Regions from separate parts of the Homo sapiens genome. Here region 1 is linked to region 2. The links are chromatin loops, found by intact Hi-C in ENCODE. Cell type or tissue: GM12878. All regions are shown on one strand. Links, peaks and the distances in the headings refer to the core of each region. The heading gives the core; the rest is flanking DNA. Region 1 overlaps RSU1 (Ras suppressor protein 1). Region 2 overlaps RSU1 (Ras suppressor protein 1).

Region 1 (8,335 bases), core at 221-8,220, 180 kb before region 2:
CTTGTTTTTTTTTTTTTTTTTTTTCATATTCTACTCCTCTCTCTTTCCAGTGTTTTGGAATTTTCTAGGCATTTTTCCTACCCTTCCTTTTCTTACCCTTCGCTGGATGTCACTTCCTCCCCAGGCCACTGAATGCCATTTCCTTTCCTCTCAGTGCTGCCTCTCCCTCCCAGCTCCCCAATTAAAGCTCTTTATTGATGTATGGCTTTGCTGGAGGGGTCGCACATCAGAATTGTAGTGCAATTTAGAAGTGGTGTTCCTGCAAGATTTCAGAGTTCATACGTCCTCCTGAAGATGCTTTGGGAGTTAACACAAGATTCAGGCATTAACTAATTTTTATATCCTCAGAGGAGAAGAAATCCATACTTGTCAGCTTTTTAGGAAATTTGTTTGGTTATGCATACATACTTTTTATAGCTCAGGAACATACATTTTTGCATGTTTGGCTTTATCCTCTAAAATCGACCTTATCACTTGCTTATGCCTTTTTTCCTCTAATTTTCACGTAATTGATTTTTCACATTGCTGGTGAAAGAGTAGGGCCATTGTTTTGCGGTGAGTTAAGCCAGGGGATATTTTTGTTTACTAAAATGACTTAGGCTATAGAATCCTGAGGCAGCTCATGATAGCATAGAGTGAGCGTGTGCTTTTGGGGCACAGGTCCCCAGTAATACTTGTTGTTTATTAACCAAAAGTACATTACCATTGTTATTTATAAAGCTAATAATTGGAGGATGTTGGCCTTTCTTGGCGTAGATGCTTAGATACTTTGCTATTTTATGTTTACCTTGAGGAACATGTAGAACCTTTTAAATGAGAATTTGCTTTACTGTTTCATAAACTTTATGTTTTTAAATAACCTGGAACTACCGTAATTCACTGCTTTAATAGCTGCTTTGGGGTAAATCCCATAAAATCTGTGAAGACAGTTATCATTAGTATACTTTTGAACATCAGAGTCTTGTGGTAATATGTAATTAGTTCATTATTGTCCACCTTGTGTTTTTGGCCAGAAAACAAAGGTAATTAATCACTATAACTACAAATGACCTTTTTTTTTGGCATATAAAGTGCTGAAGAATGTAATTATTCCTACGCGAGAGTGAGAAGATTCTTCTTTATGTATAATCATTAAAATGACATTGAGAACTATGATTTGCTGAAAGAATCGGCATGTATGTAATTAGTCTAGACACCACCTCTGTGCTATGAATGGACTCATGTTCTCCAGTTATTACAGCTAGAGATTAAAAAGGCTGTGCTTTTACTTTGACCATGGATGCCCCATGTCATATTTCATCTAGTTTCTGCTAATTTGATTTTTTCCTCCCTTACTTCATTCAGGCCAAAGGGGGACACTTGTTTTTCACTATCATATTCATCAAATGCTGGGGCAAGGAAATGTTTGCTTTCACCATTTTCTCATAAATGGTCCATCCCTCCCCTCCCGTATATATAATGAAGAGCCTCACTCATTTTCACCTATTCTCATGTTTTTAGTAATTTTTCTAGTGACTTGGTTGTAGTAATGTAACATACTAAGTTATCTAAATAACAAGCTAATTTTAATATCCTCTGCCATCCTCTGTCCTTCTATGCTTTATAAAAAAAGCTGCAGAAATATATGACATTGTGAACATCTGCCCAGGCATTTTCATTTGTTATGACAACAGACAAAAACTTCCTTTTTTTTTTTTTTTTTTTTTTTAAATAGCAATATGTCAGGTTTTTAGAAGCAATACTACTCAGTTTCATTTTGCTGTGACTCATTCTATGTAGTTTCTTTGGGGACTCTTTGGCCCAAGGATTGGTGGCACTTTTGCTTCCTGGAAATGGGCACGAGACAGTAGCGTTGCCTCCATTGCAGCACAAGGGCGGACATGCCGCGATGCCACCTGCTGTCCTGGCCCTGGCTGTGAGCAGTTGCCTCCCACGAAGTACCTGCCTTAAGTCCTCCTCTTCATCCCCTTGCTGTAATTCACAATCCATCACTGGAGGCAGAGGTTGAGCTATCAGTTCACTTGTTTCAAAGAGGCTGGGTCCCCTGGCTTTCATGCCCTGGGCCAGCCCTAGCTCAGGAATCACCAGCTCTGAAAACATCCTTTGGTGCTTCTGCAAAAACAGTTGGGTGTAGTGCAGCCCCCAACTCCCCAGAAGTTTGGTGGAGATGGTGGGTGGAGGTCACCTCCAGATTTCATGCCTGTGCTGCGGAGGGAAAGCGCCATGTGTTTGGAGCAGCTTCTGGCTTCCTGGCAGCCGTGGGTGTGTGTTAGCATGGTGCAGGGTCTAGTGCTGCCCTTCTGGAGCTGAAGAGGACCTGGCTGTCGGTGGTAACCATATGGCTCTAAAGACCAAAGTGTGACCCCCTGACCCTCCCGTGGGCTGCACCCAGGCAGAGCTCCTGTCCTTATGTTTTTTGCGTGGTGCCTGCTGCTCCCAGAGTCTGTCGCTCCTTACGGCTTTGATTTTTTTTTGCCTCAAGGGCCCCAAGATGCTTTTGCTCAAAAAGCCCCCAAATCAGCTGCACCCAAGCCGATCTGTCTGTACCGTCACTACCACCCAGCATCCTGCCATTAGGGTTCAGTGTTTTGAAGCCAAGCAGTAGAGCAGGTGACATCTCTTTGTATGACTACCCTTGGTCATGATGAATTTGCCACTGAGTGACTTAATTCAGTGTGCTAGGGAATTCAAGGCTTTTCTCCTCTGGAAAGTTGTCCGTCTTAAGCAACAGTGATCTTACCATAAAATGCTGTATGGGGAAGCAGAAGTTGACTAGAAAGGGTTTGATTGTAGCATCCACGTTGAACGTGTTAAGCTACCTAGAGTATCATTTGTTTCACGTGTCATCAGTTCCCCAGGCTCAAGAGGCATCTTTATTTGGATCAGATTGATTATTATACTCATCGCATTATCGCATGGGGTAAGGGACATATGTGTTGGATTGATAATCGTGATGCTGCCAATGAATTAAAAGTTTTCTGAGCCAAAAGAGGGTTCCCAGACCAGCAACATCGGCATCCCCTGGGAAGTTGTTGGAAATTCAGAGTCTCAGGCTTTACCCTAAACCTGCTAAATCAGAAACTCCGGGATACCCCTCCATCTGTGTTTTAGCAAGCCATCTGGTGATTCTGACGTCTCTGTGGTTTGAGACCCACTGCCATCGGGTAGGGCTGTGTAATAAAACATTTTGCGGTGATGGAAACGGTCAGTATCCCTGCCATGCAGTAGTGGAGCCACTGGTCACCACATGTGGCTGTCAAGCTCTTGAAATGGGGCTGCTGTGACCAACAATAGCATTCATCATTTTATTTAATTTTGATTAATCTAGATTTAAATTCAAACAGCTGCATATAACTAGTGGCTGTCCAACAGAAAGCCCAGCCCAGAACATACCCTGCTAATTATTATTGTATAAACTCCTAAAATGCTTTGAGTTGTTGGTTGTGGAATTATTAATTTTAGATCATAGAACAGAATCTTCCTTACTCTATTCAACAGAATTGAAACTGCGATTGTTACAACAGGTGATTTTGATTCTTCCTATGGAGGGGAGACAGTTTGTGGGCTGCTGACCAGTTGGGGGAAGCCTATTCTTGAGCTGATTGATTGTTGATTTTGTGAATGTGCATCAGTGGTGCAGTACCGGCTGGCACATGCCTGTTGCAGGTATTACCGATGGCCGTAGATACATGTCCTTTTAGGAGTAAAGCTGTTGCTCAGGAAGGGGCTGTGTCAGTATTTCACGCAGATGGACTTTGGTTTCTCCAGCCTGTCCAGCAAAGTGGAGGTGCTTCTGGCCAAAGAGAAGTTAATGAACCCTTCAGGCACTTTGGGCTGCTTGTGGAACCTTCCAGAAACTGCTGGGGGAGATGGGAGTGCTGAATTGCCAAGTCTGGGCTGGCACGTCAGATGGACAAAACTCTTGAATCACATTCAGTTCTTCAGTTTAGGAGGACCTGAAGGAAAGAAGGTCATGCCGGGTGTGTTAGGCGGAACTGCTGCTGCAAAGTCCAGAAGAAACTTTGAGATTTGTCTCTGGGGTGATGTGACCACATCCTTGTCACCTTTCCAAAACAGCAGAGGCTCTGGGATGAGAGCGTCCCCAGCAGTCCTGTGATCCTGTGGCTAGAGCGAAATGGGACATTGAGGAGCCAGGGGATATCTGAGTCCTCTGGGACTGTTCCCGCAAACCTAGCAACTGAAGTCTCAAAATTAAAGCAGCCATCTTTGGCTAGGCAGAAAATGATACTCAATTCTCTGTCAGAAGCGAAGTTCTACATGACTAAGCTTCCTAATTGAGAGCCCCATTTGTTGAATTATTTAAAGCCATATCATTGATTTTCATAATCCATCTCCTTTTAGAATCCTAGAATGTTAAAATGAGGTGGAAGAGACCTTGGAAATGGTCATAATCCAGCCTTCTTATTTTACAGAGGCCCAGAGAGGTTATGAGTTGAGTGAGGGCACACACAGCACTGTAGGGTCAGGGACCACGTTGCTCTTTAGTTCCTTTGGTGTCATAGGTCAGCTGGGGTCATAGATCAGAAGCTGGACAGATTGATGAAAAAGGATCGTTTCAAAGATGTAAGAAATATACTGATGTGCACTGTTAGCTTTTAAAATGCTTCTTGCTCATGCATCCTGTAGATATCTAGAAAATTCCAGTAGAATATTTTGACTGGTAAAATATTGCAGTGGCCTTTTTGGAATACCTAAAATTGTTCCCGCCACGTATGTATAGGATTTAGTCATAGCACAATTCATATTGCTAACTGGTTATTTTTTTCAGAGAGTTTGGTTGGGAGTAGTTTATTTTCCAAGCACTAGGCCTGTTTCAGTTGATTGACTTTGATACCCTGTCTTTTGTAACTTACTTTCTTTAAATAACATGCCTCTCCTATTTTATCTCCCAGGTATTGAGATGCTGTGTGTGCAAAGTATGGCACTGTGCACCTAATCAGCATTCTCTAAATATTGGTTCAAAGAGTGAATACCATCCCATCCAGAAGGGTCTGCATGTTAATTTCTTTAGATTTTCACTATGGCTGGGGGTTAAAAAAAAATTCCGTATATTGAGGGAGACTATTAGCTGTGTATTATTTTTTTTTCCTCGTCTAGCTTGAATGGAGTCTTAAACGAAAAATTCACATGCTCACCAAAAGGCTGGGAGAGGTTTTGTAAATTGAATATGGGGTTATTGTTTGCGTTCACAAAACAAAGCCCTAAATCACATTTAGCATAATTTGTGGTTTTAAATTGGACTGATTTAGCAAGGAGAGTGAAATAATCTCTCATCCTGTCAAAAAGGCGATACCTTTAGACCAGCATTTAATTGCACTGGCAGAGTAACTTCGGGAAGACGGCAGTAATTCTGGCTGCATTATTCTTGGTTTGTGGCTAAATTGAGATCATCATTTTCTCCTGGTTTCACTAACTTTCCTTATTGCTCTTCAAACTAATCAGATGAATGTGCTCTTCAAACTAATCAGATGAAGGCTTAGTGGTAGCTGGAGGGTGGACAGGGGAGGGATGAGGTCTGTGGGCAGCTGTAATGTATATACTTTATGATCTGGGGGGAGAAGATGACATCCAGTGACCCAGAAGGCACAGCCTGGTGATTTTCTTTTCTTTTTTTTTTTTTTTGGACATAGAGTTTCACTCTTGTCACCCGGGCTGGAGTGTAATGGCTTGATCTCGGCTCACTGCAACCTCTGCTTCCCAGAAGCGATTCTCCTGCCTCAGCTTCCCGAGTAGCTGGAACTACAGGCATGCGCCACCATGCCCAGCTAATTATTTATTTATTTATTTATTTTTTGTAGAGATGGGGTTTCACCACGTCGGCCAGGCTGGTCTCAAACTCCTGACCTCAGGTGATTCACCTGCCTCAGCCTCCCAAAGTGCTGGGATCACAGGAGTGAGCTACCACACCAGGCCAATCTTTTCTCTTCTCGAGATAGAGTTGTACTCTTGTCACCTAGGCTGGAGTGTAATGGCATGATCTTGGCTTACTGCAACCTCTGCCTCCCAGGTTCAAGCGATTCTCCTGCCTCAGCTTCCCGAGTAGCTGGGATTACAGGCGTCTGCCACCATGCCCAGCTAATTTTTGTATTTTTAGTAGAGTCAGAGTTGCACCGTGTTGGTCAGGCTAGTCTTGAACTCCTGACCTCAGATAGTCCACCCACCTCGGCCTCCTAAAGTGCTGGGTTACAGGTGTGAGCCACCGCTCCCGGCCCTGGTGATTTTCTTGGTAATCCCTTACACACAGTGAATACCATTCATTTACACAGAAGTGTTCCATGGACTGTGCACCTAAGAAAGAATGTACATTTGCAGCCACACTGTACAGGTAGGGTTCATTTGCATTCCTGCAGGTATCCCAGAGGGAGGGTTCTGGAGGAACTTTGAGCTGTCTAGATTACCCGATGAAAACTTGTTCTTTTATCAACGGCCACTTCCGGAGCTCGCGCAGGGGCCGCTCACTAGACCACTGCTCCCTGCCCGTGTGCCCCAGTTCAGAGTAATCTGTATTCTTCACAGTCCCTTCTTCCAGTGAAAGCATCTCTTTTACCTTTCACCAAGCCTTACCTCTAAAAGGCCAGTGATACCTTAGACATTTCAGAAAGCTCAAAATGATGACTCAAAACTATAATAAGCAACGTGCCTGTCCCTTTACTTTTGTTCCCCTGGGAGTTATCAATTGGTCGTCTTGAAATGGCTAGCTGCTTAAATATTTTAGATGTATGTTTGGCATTTTACACACACCTTTGTGGTGGTTCTAATCACAGGTGCTCCCGGGTCTGAGTTTAGGTCTGACTGCAGGAAGCAGGTTGGTCTCCCAGCCTCCTGGGGCACCCCTGGAGGAAGCAGATGGGATGGGAAGTAAACCTGACTGATAAGAGACATCACACTTTCTCAGGCTGAGTTCCACGCCCCTGTTCATGTTCTTAGTTATCTGGATAGTCTTGGTATCAGAGTTTACGTGAACCATGGCCAAGCTTATCACCCACAGAAATGTTTGTAGAAAGACTGAATAGCAAGTGGGATAGATGAATTACAGTCTATGGAAACTCCTGCTGCTGCCAATTTACAGTTTGTGCTTTTAAGATAAAGATGCCTTTGGCTTTTACATTTGTATTTTCAAATGTATATATTCTAGGGAAGGAGGAACCTTTCAGGTCCCCAGTGGCTGATTTTCACCTTTGATCTGAATACTAGTATTCATAGCATGCTACTGAGTTGACTTTTTGTATTTCTATATAATAACAGTGTATCGATCTCTTGCTAATCTGATGTAACCTTTGTGTGTGTATATGTATGTATGTGTGTGTGTGTTACTGATCAAGTTAAATTACTCCAGAGGCCAAAATCAGAAACTAGGGAGGGTGAATATTTCATCATTTAAAATTGAGCTTATATTGTTATTAATGCAATGTTAAGAGGACAGCTTTTCAGATACTGGGTTATTTAAGCAGCTTCAATGTACATCATCCCGGAAGGGATTTGGAGATCTCCATCTTTCTTCTGGTGGCAATGCAAGAAAACCAAAAGAAAAAAAAAATTGCACCTATAAGATCATATATGACAACCATAAGTATATATGCTTCATAATACTCATTTTTATAGACTGTTTGTGGTACAGAAATTCTCTTTTGTGCATTTTTGCTCTGTTTCTCCCCCCCCATTAGCCATCTGAAACAAACTGTGCCAAGCACTTAGCTAATCATATACGAAGAAGCATTTCTTCTTCTGACGGCAATGCAAGAAAACCAAAAGGAAAAAAAAAGTTGCACTTAGAAGATCGTATATGACAACCATAAGTATATATGCTTCTTAATATTCATTTTTATAGGCTGTTTATGGTACAGAAATTCTCTGTTGTGCATTTTTGCTCTGTTTCCCCCCTCATTGTCCATCTGAAACAAACTATGCCAAGCACTTAGCTAACCATATATGAAGAAGCATTTAAGCAGCCACTCAGAAGTGAGTGACTGCTTATGAAAAACCTGTAAAAAATAAATAAGACCGGTAGGTGAATTCGATGGCCCTTTTGAAGTTATGTCTTTCTTTGCTTTGAAAGAAAAACAAAATGTGCCGCTGCCATCCCTTGCTAGGAGTTCCATTCCCAGATTCACACTCAGCATTTTTGTTTCCATAGTGGTGCCACCGAACATCGCAGAACTGAAGAATTTGGAGGTGCTCAACTTTTTTAATAACCAAATCGAGGAGCTGCCCACACAGATCAGTAGCCTTCAGAAACTCAAACACCTGAACCTTGGGTGAGTATCAGTGGAGCGGAAAGGATGGAGAGGAAGAGAGTGGAAGGGGCATGCCGGGT
Region 2 (8,335 bases), core at 37-8,036:
AAAAGCAAGATTTTTAAAACTAACTATATAAGGATGGTCCCAGCTGTGTCAAAAGGAAGCTTGTTTGTAATACGTGTGCATAAAAATTAAATAGAGGTGAACACAATTATTTTAAGGCAGTTAAATTATCTCTGTATTGTGAACTAAGACTTTCTAGAATTTTACTTATTCATTCTGTACTTAAATTTTTTCTAATGAACACATATACTTTTGTAATCAGAAAATATTAAATGCATGTATTTTTCAAAATCAAATTGGTATGTCATGGTATATTATGCAATCCAGGAAATATATATTTAAGCTCAAGGCATAATATAAAATGTCAGGAGGGTTTTTTCTCTTTTTGTTACCAAAATGGATTTCACGTCTTTTCCTACAGTTTTTAGTTACTTGATATCTGGATCAGCAAACAAAATATCCAAAGTTTGAAAGGTGGCCTTTTTTTTTTTTGAGACGGAGTCTCTCTCTGTCACCTAGGCTGAAATGCAATAGCGTGATCTCAGCCTACTGCCACCTCCGCCTCCCGGGTTCAAGCGATTCTCCTGTCTCAGCCTCCCGAGTAGCTGGGATTCCGGCACCCGCCACCACGCCCAATTAATTTTTGTATTTTTAGTAGAGACGGGGTTTCACCATGTTGGCCAGGCTGGTCTCGAACTCCTGGCCTCAGGTGATCCATCTGCCCGCCTCGTCCTCCAAAAGTGCTGAAATTACAGGCATGAGCCACTGCGCCCGGCTGAAAGGTGGCCTTTTCACAAAGATAACCTAACCTTTTTAGCCCAATGATGAAATTAGCTGGCCCCCCCACCCCGCCTTTGATGCCTTGCAGTCTGGTCTTCCAAGTGCTAAGAGCCCACATGGGAAGCCGTGCATATTTTTTTATTCCTCATTCGAAACTTCTTCCACAGGGTTTCTCCCCTTTATGTAAAACACTGTCCTTGCCCACGTGGCTAGGTAGCTTAGAGATGTTATGCAAAATACTTTCATACACATAATCACATGGTTTGTGCAAGAGCCTTGTGGGATAGGTAAGGCAGGTTATTTGAGAATAAACTGTATAATGGTTCTCAGATCTAGGAGAGAAGTGTTTCTCTTTATTTGCTGGAGGTGATATAATGTTTATTAGGAGCCTTTTTTTTTTTTTTTTCAATTAAGGTAGGAGCAAGTAGAAAAAGTGGATGGGCCATTTGGCCACAGAACCACTTCTCTAAGCTTTGTACCGCCCTTATAATCTGTGGAAGCCACGTTAGGAAATACTCTGTGGGACAAAGCGACAGGCCCCCAGTCACATCAGGTTCACCCTTTGGAATAGAAGTGACTTGTACACCACTCTGCAGAAGTGAATCTTCACTTTGATAAACTTAAATGTAGAAGAGAAAATCCTGTGACTGCAGAGAACTGGGTTGTCCCAATCATTGTGTCCATATTCACTGAAAACACAAGTTGCCCCGTCCATGTTTTTTATCCTGTACTTTTACCTCCTTCTACAGACTCTGCACACAACACTTGTTTGTTGCCTCAGATTGCAAAGTTAAGTCACTAATAGTTCAGTTTCTAATAAAGCTTCGTAGTCATAATATCCCACAAGTACTATGTTAGAAAATCCTCTAGTCTCTACCTGCAAAACATAACATGAACTGAAGACTTTGCACCATCTTCTTCCACACTGGCCCAGGTCACCCTGCCTTCTTGCCTGCTCCACTCTGGTATCCTCTGGTGGGGCTCCTGCTTTTGCTCTTGCACTGAGATCTCCATGCAACAGAGCAAATTTTTATGTGCTGACATCACATCAGGACGCTCTTCTGCCCACTGTCTTCCAGTGAAGTCCCCTTGTGTCTTTCACTCAGAGTGAAAGCCTAGGTTACCAGGGTCTAGGGTCCCCCTACTCCTCCAGGTTCTTCCCCCTTCAAGACTTTTGTGCAGGTGATCCTTTTCTAGAATGTTCTGCCAAATGTATACCTGTAACTCCTTCATCTACTTCAAATCCTGGTTAAACAGTCACTTTCTCAACAGAGCCTCCCCTGATTACCCTGCTTTAAATTTGCAATTTATTTTGTCCGTCACCTGCCTTCCACCCCCAGCGAAGTAGAGGTTCCTCCAGGAAAAGGGTCAGCCAGCTACAGCTCAGAGGCACCCAGAAGCCAAACCTGGCCCACGCCTGTTTTTGTAAATAAAGTTGTGGGAACACAGCCATTCTCATTCACTTAAGGTCTGTGGCTGCTTTTTTCTTTCCTTTTTTTCTTTTTTAATTTTGGAAAGGGAGTCTCCCTCTCTTGCTCAGGCTAGAATGCAGTGACACAATCTCAGCTCACTGCAACCTCCACCTCCAGGATTCAAGTGGTTCTCATGCCTCAGCCTTCCAACTAGCTGGGATTACAGGTGTGCACCATCAGACCGAACTAATTTTTTTTTTTTTTTTTTTTTTTTTTTTTTGAGACGGAGTCTTGCTCTGTCTCCCAGGCTGGAGTGCAGTTTGGCTCACTGCAAGCTCCGCCTCCCGGGTTCACGCCATTCTCCTGCCTCAGCCTCCCGAGTAGCTAGGACTACAGGCACCCGCCACCATGCCTAGCTAATTTTTTGTATTTTTAGTAGAGACGGGGTTTCACCATGTTAGCCAGGATGGTCTCCATCTCCTGACCTCGTGATCCGCCCACCTCTGCCTCCCAAAGTGCTAGGATTACAGGCTTGAGCCACTGCGCCCAGCCTAATTTTTATATTTTTAATAGAGACAGGGTTTTGTCATGTTAGCCAGGCTTGTCTCGAACTCCTGGCCTCAACTGATCCATCTGCCTCAGCCTCCCAAAGTGCGGGGATTACAGGCATGAGCCACCATGCCCAGCCAGTCTGTGGCTATTTTTATGTGACCACAACAGAGCTGACTGGCTGACACAGAGACCTTATGGCTCACAAAGCAAAAGGTTTCTACTATCTGGCCCTTTGCAGAGAAACTTCTGCTGATTATTCTATCAACTGTTACATCCCCAGCACCCAGAATGGTGCCTTGTATACAATAGGGGCTCAATAATTATTTAATTGAATAGACTACAAATTGGATACTTGTGATTTGGATGATATAAAGCTAATATTAAGGTAGAGGGAAGGGAAAAAGTCCTAGACATCCCTTTTATACCTCATCATTCTGGGCTACTTTATCAAAGCTGAATTCTCCTAAGGGAAAAAAAATGTATGGATATTATTACAGGTGAGAATTTATGCAACCCTGTTAAGAGTTCAAACCTTTACCTGGATGTTTGGTTTTCCTTATAATTACACAATTGTTTCATACTTGACCATTTAGCCTTCCTCAAACAACCATCAATTTCTTCAGTAACAAAACCAGAAAGGGCTGGCACCCCAATTTACCTGTATGAACCCAGAAGAAGGGTTCATGTCAAAGCCAAAATCCAAACTGGCCTTGTCAATGTGAGTCAATTCAGATGTTTAGAAGCAGCAGAATTGGCAAGTAAAGTGAAAAGTCTCTGTTCTCTGGACATTTTGTGACCTAAAATTAGACATTAATCATTCCTGTGTGTATCTCTCCATTTATAGTATCATGTGATCCTACCATATATGGTGTGTCCTTATTTTTATAATTGATCTTCCCATCAACAACAGCTTTGGGAGACTCCTGGGCTCTAACATCATGTTTCTGTTAAGACTGCATAAACATTTTGTGTATTACCTCTTTCTTACCATATGCTTATTTTGTACACAATAGAATTTGGTGATTGGCCACTGTTAAATTTCCCTCTTAATCTATTTTCTTTTACTAATAATAGCACTCATTGATTGCAGCCTGTTCATGTATCAGGCACTTTGTTTCCTTTCATTCTCACTCAATGGATATCCTCATCTTGTGGGAAATTTGACCTCAGAGAAATTAAGGAACTTCCCGCAAGAGCCCACAGCTGGCAAGTGGCAGAGGAAGGATGGAAAAGAACATGCATTTGACTGTAGAGCTAATGTCCTTTCCTTAATCCCACATCACACTCTGCTGTCAATCAAGACTCCCTTGGCCTATCCAAAAGGCAGCAATTTTCCTTCCGATGAAGGAAGTTTCTGCTTTTGAGCTCCTTAAGTGTTCATTTTATTAACACATTCAAGTTACTGCATGATGACAGCTTTACCCCATTTCTATAAATGACAGAAACCTTTGGTTTCTGCTGTCTCTGTTCCTCATGCTTGGTCAGGCGACAGCATCTCTCTGATGGTTCAGTGATGGATTGACCAAAGCGGATAAGCCTCACTTCTGAGAATAACTTTGCCCTTTCCCCGTCTCATCCAGAAATTCACTTCCAACACTGTCCTATCAGTGAACTATTTTACTCCAAAGGGGATTCCCTCATATGACCCACCCAAAGAGCAGCGCTTCCTGAAATAGATAGAGAGTGGCTTTGGGTTTCGTTTTGAGGCAGGTTTGGGCTAGCATCATCAGACCACCTGGAGACTTTGTTTTTTAGTCATTCAATCAGAGACTGAGGGCTGGGTGAGGTGGCTCACATCTGTAATCCTAGCACTTTGGGAGACCACGGTGGGAGGATCGCTTGAACTCAGGAGTTAGAGACCAGCGTGCAACATAATGAAACGCTGTCCCTACAAAAAAAATTTTTTAGCCAGATGTGGTGGCACAGGCCTGTGGTCCCAGCTACTCGGGAAGCTGAGGTGGGAGAATCACCTGAGCCTGGAGATGAGAATTGCAGTGAGCTGTGAACTTGCCACCGCACTCCAGCCTGGGTGACATGGTGAGACTCTATCAAGGAAAGGAAAAAGGAAAGGAGAAAGGAAAGGAAAAGAAAGGAAAAAGGTAAAGAAAAAGGAAAAGGAAAAGGAAAACCAGAGAGGAGAGACCGCATCTCATCCATCCTGGTCTCACAGCTAGTGAGTACCTGAAACCTTGGACATTCAAACATTATTGCATGCATGTTCCGTTTCCACTGGAAATTTCTAATGCCCTACTGACATTTTTCCCTAAGCATTTATACTCCCTCTATAAATGGAGAGACCATGTCCTGTGATGGGATATAGGAGTCAGCCAATATCTCTATGTTTTCAGACCCAGGAATTGGGAGTGAATTAAGCAATCAGGGTTGGATACAAATATAGCATTATCAGAAAAGACTTGTAATTAGAATTGCTCATCTCCAGTTACTTATGGTTTGTGTCAGACCCTCCTTAGAATCAACAAGACTTCAGTTACATAGCTGACATACACACAGCTCCCTGGGGTCAAGAATTGTGCTGTCCCCCAACGTCCACCCCAGGAAGCCTCCCAGTGTCTGCATTCAAAGGACCAACTTTATCTGTCTCTGGAGACACAGTCTTCTGTATACATCTACTGCCCAGCACATTCTGATGCTGCCATTTCCAGTGTACAGATGTTGTCAGCAAAACTGACTCCTTCCTGCCCTAGGAAGAAAGCGCTTCCACTCACTAATAGCTGAAAGCAGGGAAAGAAGCACAGTCCATTCATAACTCCCCCAGAGCGCCACCCAAAATAGCCCTGCCACACCAGGTGGACAATCTCACTGTTTGTGTGGGCTGCTGTATTTGTCATTGTGCAATCAGGATTTTAACAAAGAGCCACTTTTTAACTCGCCGTGCACAATGCAGCTGTGAAACCAGTATTTTCATTAAGGAAGGCTGGGTCTGAGATGCAGATCATCAAACCATTTAGCAGCTCCAGTGTGACGTGGAGCTTTGCTGTTGCCGGTTAGGATCAGTAACTGGAAGGATTTGAATGAAAGGCCATAAAGACATGAGGCCAGGCACAATGGCTCATGCCTGTAATTCCAGCACTTTGGAGGCCAAGGTGGGAGGATCTCTTGAGGCCAGGAGTTTGAGACCAGTCTTGGTAACATAGGGAGACACTGTCTCTACAAAAAAATTCTTTTTTTTTTTTTTTTTTTTTTTTTTTGAGACACAGTCTTGGTCTGTCACGAAGGCTGGGGTGCAGTGGGGCGATCTCTGCTCACTACAACCTCTGCCTCCCAGGTTCAAATGATTCTCTTGCCTCAGCCTCCCAAGCAGTTGGGATTACAGGCATGCGCCACCACACCCAGCTAATTTTTTTGTATCTTTAGTAGAGACGGGGTTTGGCCATGTTGGCCAGGCTGGTCTTGAACCTCTGACCTCAGGTGAACCATGCACCTTGGCCCCCCCCAAGGTACTGGGATTACAGGCGTGAGCCGCCACCATGCCAGGTCTAAAATAAACATCCTAAAAATTAGCCAGGCATGATGGCAAGCACCTATAGTCCTAGCTACTTGTTTCCTAGGCACACTATATTCAAATACCACCAACGTGGTGGCTTGTATTCTCTAACATTGCTCTTCACCATGAAGAGCAATTAGCACAAATTGAGTTCACCATTGCACCGATGTTTCATAAACTGTCATAAAATCAGAGCTCTACAAAGACACTAATATGAAATATTTAGAAATAGTCCTTGCAGATGTAGTTAGTGATGTTAACTACATCACTAGGTAGGCTGGGGCTGGAGGATTTCTTGACCCCAGTAGTTCTAAGCTGCAGCAAGCTATGATCATGCCACTGCCCTCCAGCCTGGGTAACAGAGCAAGACCCTAGCTAAAAAAAAAAAAAAAAAAAAAAAAAAAAAAATGGTATGAGAAAGTAGTTATTTAAACCTCAGGTGTGTAAAAGATACTGGTGTCCCTGCTGGCTGGGAAGACCCCGCAGAGAGTTGGTCACACTTGCCTGCCTTGGACACTGTTCTGGGTTGAAGAGTGTGTCTCAAAGATTCATGTCCACCGGAACTCTCAGAATGTGACCTTATTTAGAAATAGTCTTTGCAGATACAGTCAGCCATGTTCAAATGAGGTTATTCTGGATTAGGGTGAGCTCTAAATCCAATGACAGTGTCCTTATGAGAAGGCTGTGTGCCAACACAGGGACATGCAGGGAAGAGACCACTTGATGAAACAGGCAGAGATTGGAGGGATACAGTAATAAGCCAAGAGAGCCTAGGACAGCCAGAAACAGGAGAAGCTGAAAGGGGCATGGAAGGGTCCTTCCCGTGAGACTTCAGAGGGATCGTGGTCTTCCTGACACCTTGATTTTTGGACTTCTCACCTCCAGAAATGTAAGAGAACACATTTCTGCTAGTTTAAGCCACCACGACATTGGTGGTACTTGGATATAGTGCACTTAGTAAACAAACACAGGCGCCCAGAACGAAGCTCAGAGCAGACGCTGCAACATGAAACGTTGCCTGCAGTGGTTGCCACTGTACTCAGAACAGGGAAGCCAGAGCAAACCAGGGCTGTCTGGCTCTGCATTCCGTTGTTGGCAGGCGCAGAACTATGTGTGACCAACTGCCTTGGATGAGGCAAATCAGCCTGGGCAGTGAATCCCCCGGAGTGCCTTGGGGACATTCTCTACCCCAGCCTTGTGTTTCCGGCTCCCCATTTAAGAACCCAAATGGGGCCAGGCACCGTGTCTCATTCCTGTAATCCCAGGACTTTGCAAGGCCAAGGCGGGCAGATCACCTGAGGTCAGGTGTTGGTGATCAGCCTGGCCAACATGGCAAAACCATGTATCTACGAAAAATACAAAAATCAGCCAGGCATGGTGGCAGGCACTTGTAATCTCAAATGCTTGGGAGGCTGAGGCAGGAGAATCGCTTGAGCCCCAGAGGCGCAGGGTGCAGTGAGCCGAGATTGTGCCATTGCACTCCAACCTGGGCAACAGAGGGAGACTCTGTCTCGGGAAAACAAAACAAAACCAAACCTGAAAGGTTCCTATTTCACCAGGTAGCTTCTGTTGCTAAAATAAAGTCTAAGAACAGAATTATCTCTTCTGTGGAAAGAAAATCTTTTTGGTTACCTCATTAAAGAATTCTCCTTTCTTTGTAGGAGTTGGGTGACATTCTATAATCATTGTTGATTTTCTGATCCAGAGCTATAAACAAAGACAAAAAGATTCAATATGAAAAGGTTTGTTTTTGTGTTTTATTTTTCCTGAGCTGGCTAAATTATGGGTTTTTTGTTGTTGTTGCCTAGGTAAGGCTTACTCAACACAGTTTTATGAACAGAATGAGAAGCTCTCATCTAATTGCCCCCATGAAAAACTGTCACAATGGGTTTGTAATAAGAGTGATTCATGAATTAATTCATCAAAAGACTATTTGTTGAACATATGTGAAATATATGCTTATATATTCACAGATTATCCCAAGAATGAGATCTAAGCAATGTAACAGAGGTTGCATCTGGGGATAGAAAATGAAGACTTATTTTTACTGTATACCCTTTTTAAAAAAGCATCAGTGTGACAATCATCATTGTGATAATCATCAATGTGTATATATATGAAATATTTA

What was found. A loop is a pair of places that touch in the nucleus more often than their neighbours do. Peaks named below come from ENCODE experiments on the same cell type or tissue, not always from the same donor. Only the 100,000 strongest peaks of a DNase experiment are listed, where the experiment ranks them.
Region 1: a loop joins it to region 2, with 2.4 times the contacts of the local background. A loop is called at or near these places in 3 of 110 quality-filtered maps.

What each region holds. Positions count from the first base shown.
Region 1 is chr10:16,764,331-16,772,665 of GRCh38, reverse strand. It overlaps RSU1 (Ras suppressor protein 1), which reads left to right. Exons shown (of 9, transcript NM_012425.4): 4 at 8,156-8,276. Among named protein-coding and RNA genes, the nearest start is that of RSU1, 49 kb to the left of the region's middle. In GM12878, for the core only: no CTCF peak of the experiment used is centred there; no DNase peak of the experiment used is centred there.
Region 2 is chr10:16,582,530-16,590,864 of GRCh38, reverse strand. It overlaps RSU1 (Ras suppressor protein 1), which reads left to right. Exons shown (of 9, transcript NM_012425.4): 9 at 1-254. Among named protein-coding and RNA genes, the nearest start is that of C1QL3, 65 kb to the right of the region's middle. RefSeq lists an enhancer at 4,170-4,409. In GM12878, for the core only: no CTCF peak of the experiment used is centred there; DNase peaks (open chromatin) are centred at 4,314 and 5,554; H3K4me3 peaks cover 1,261 bases; H3K27ac peaks cover 2,699 bases.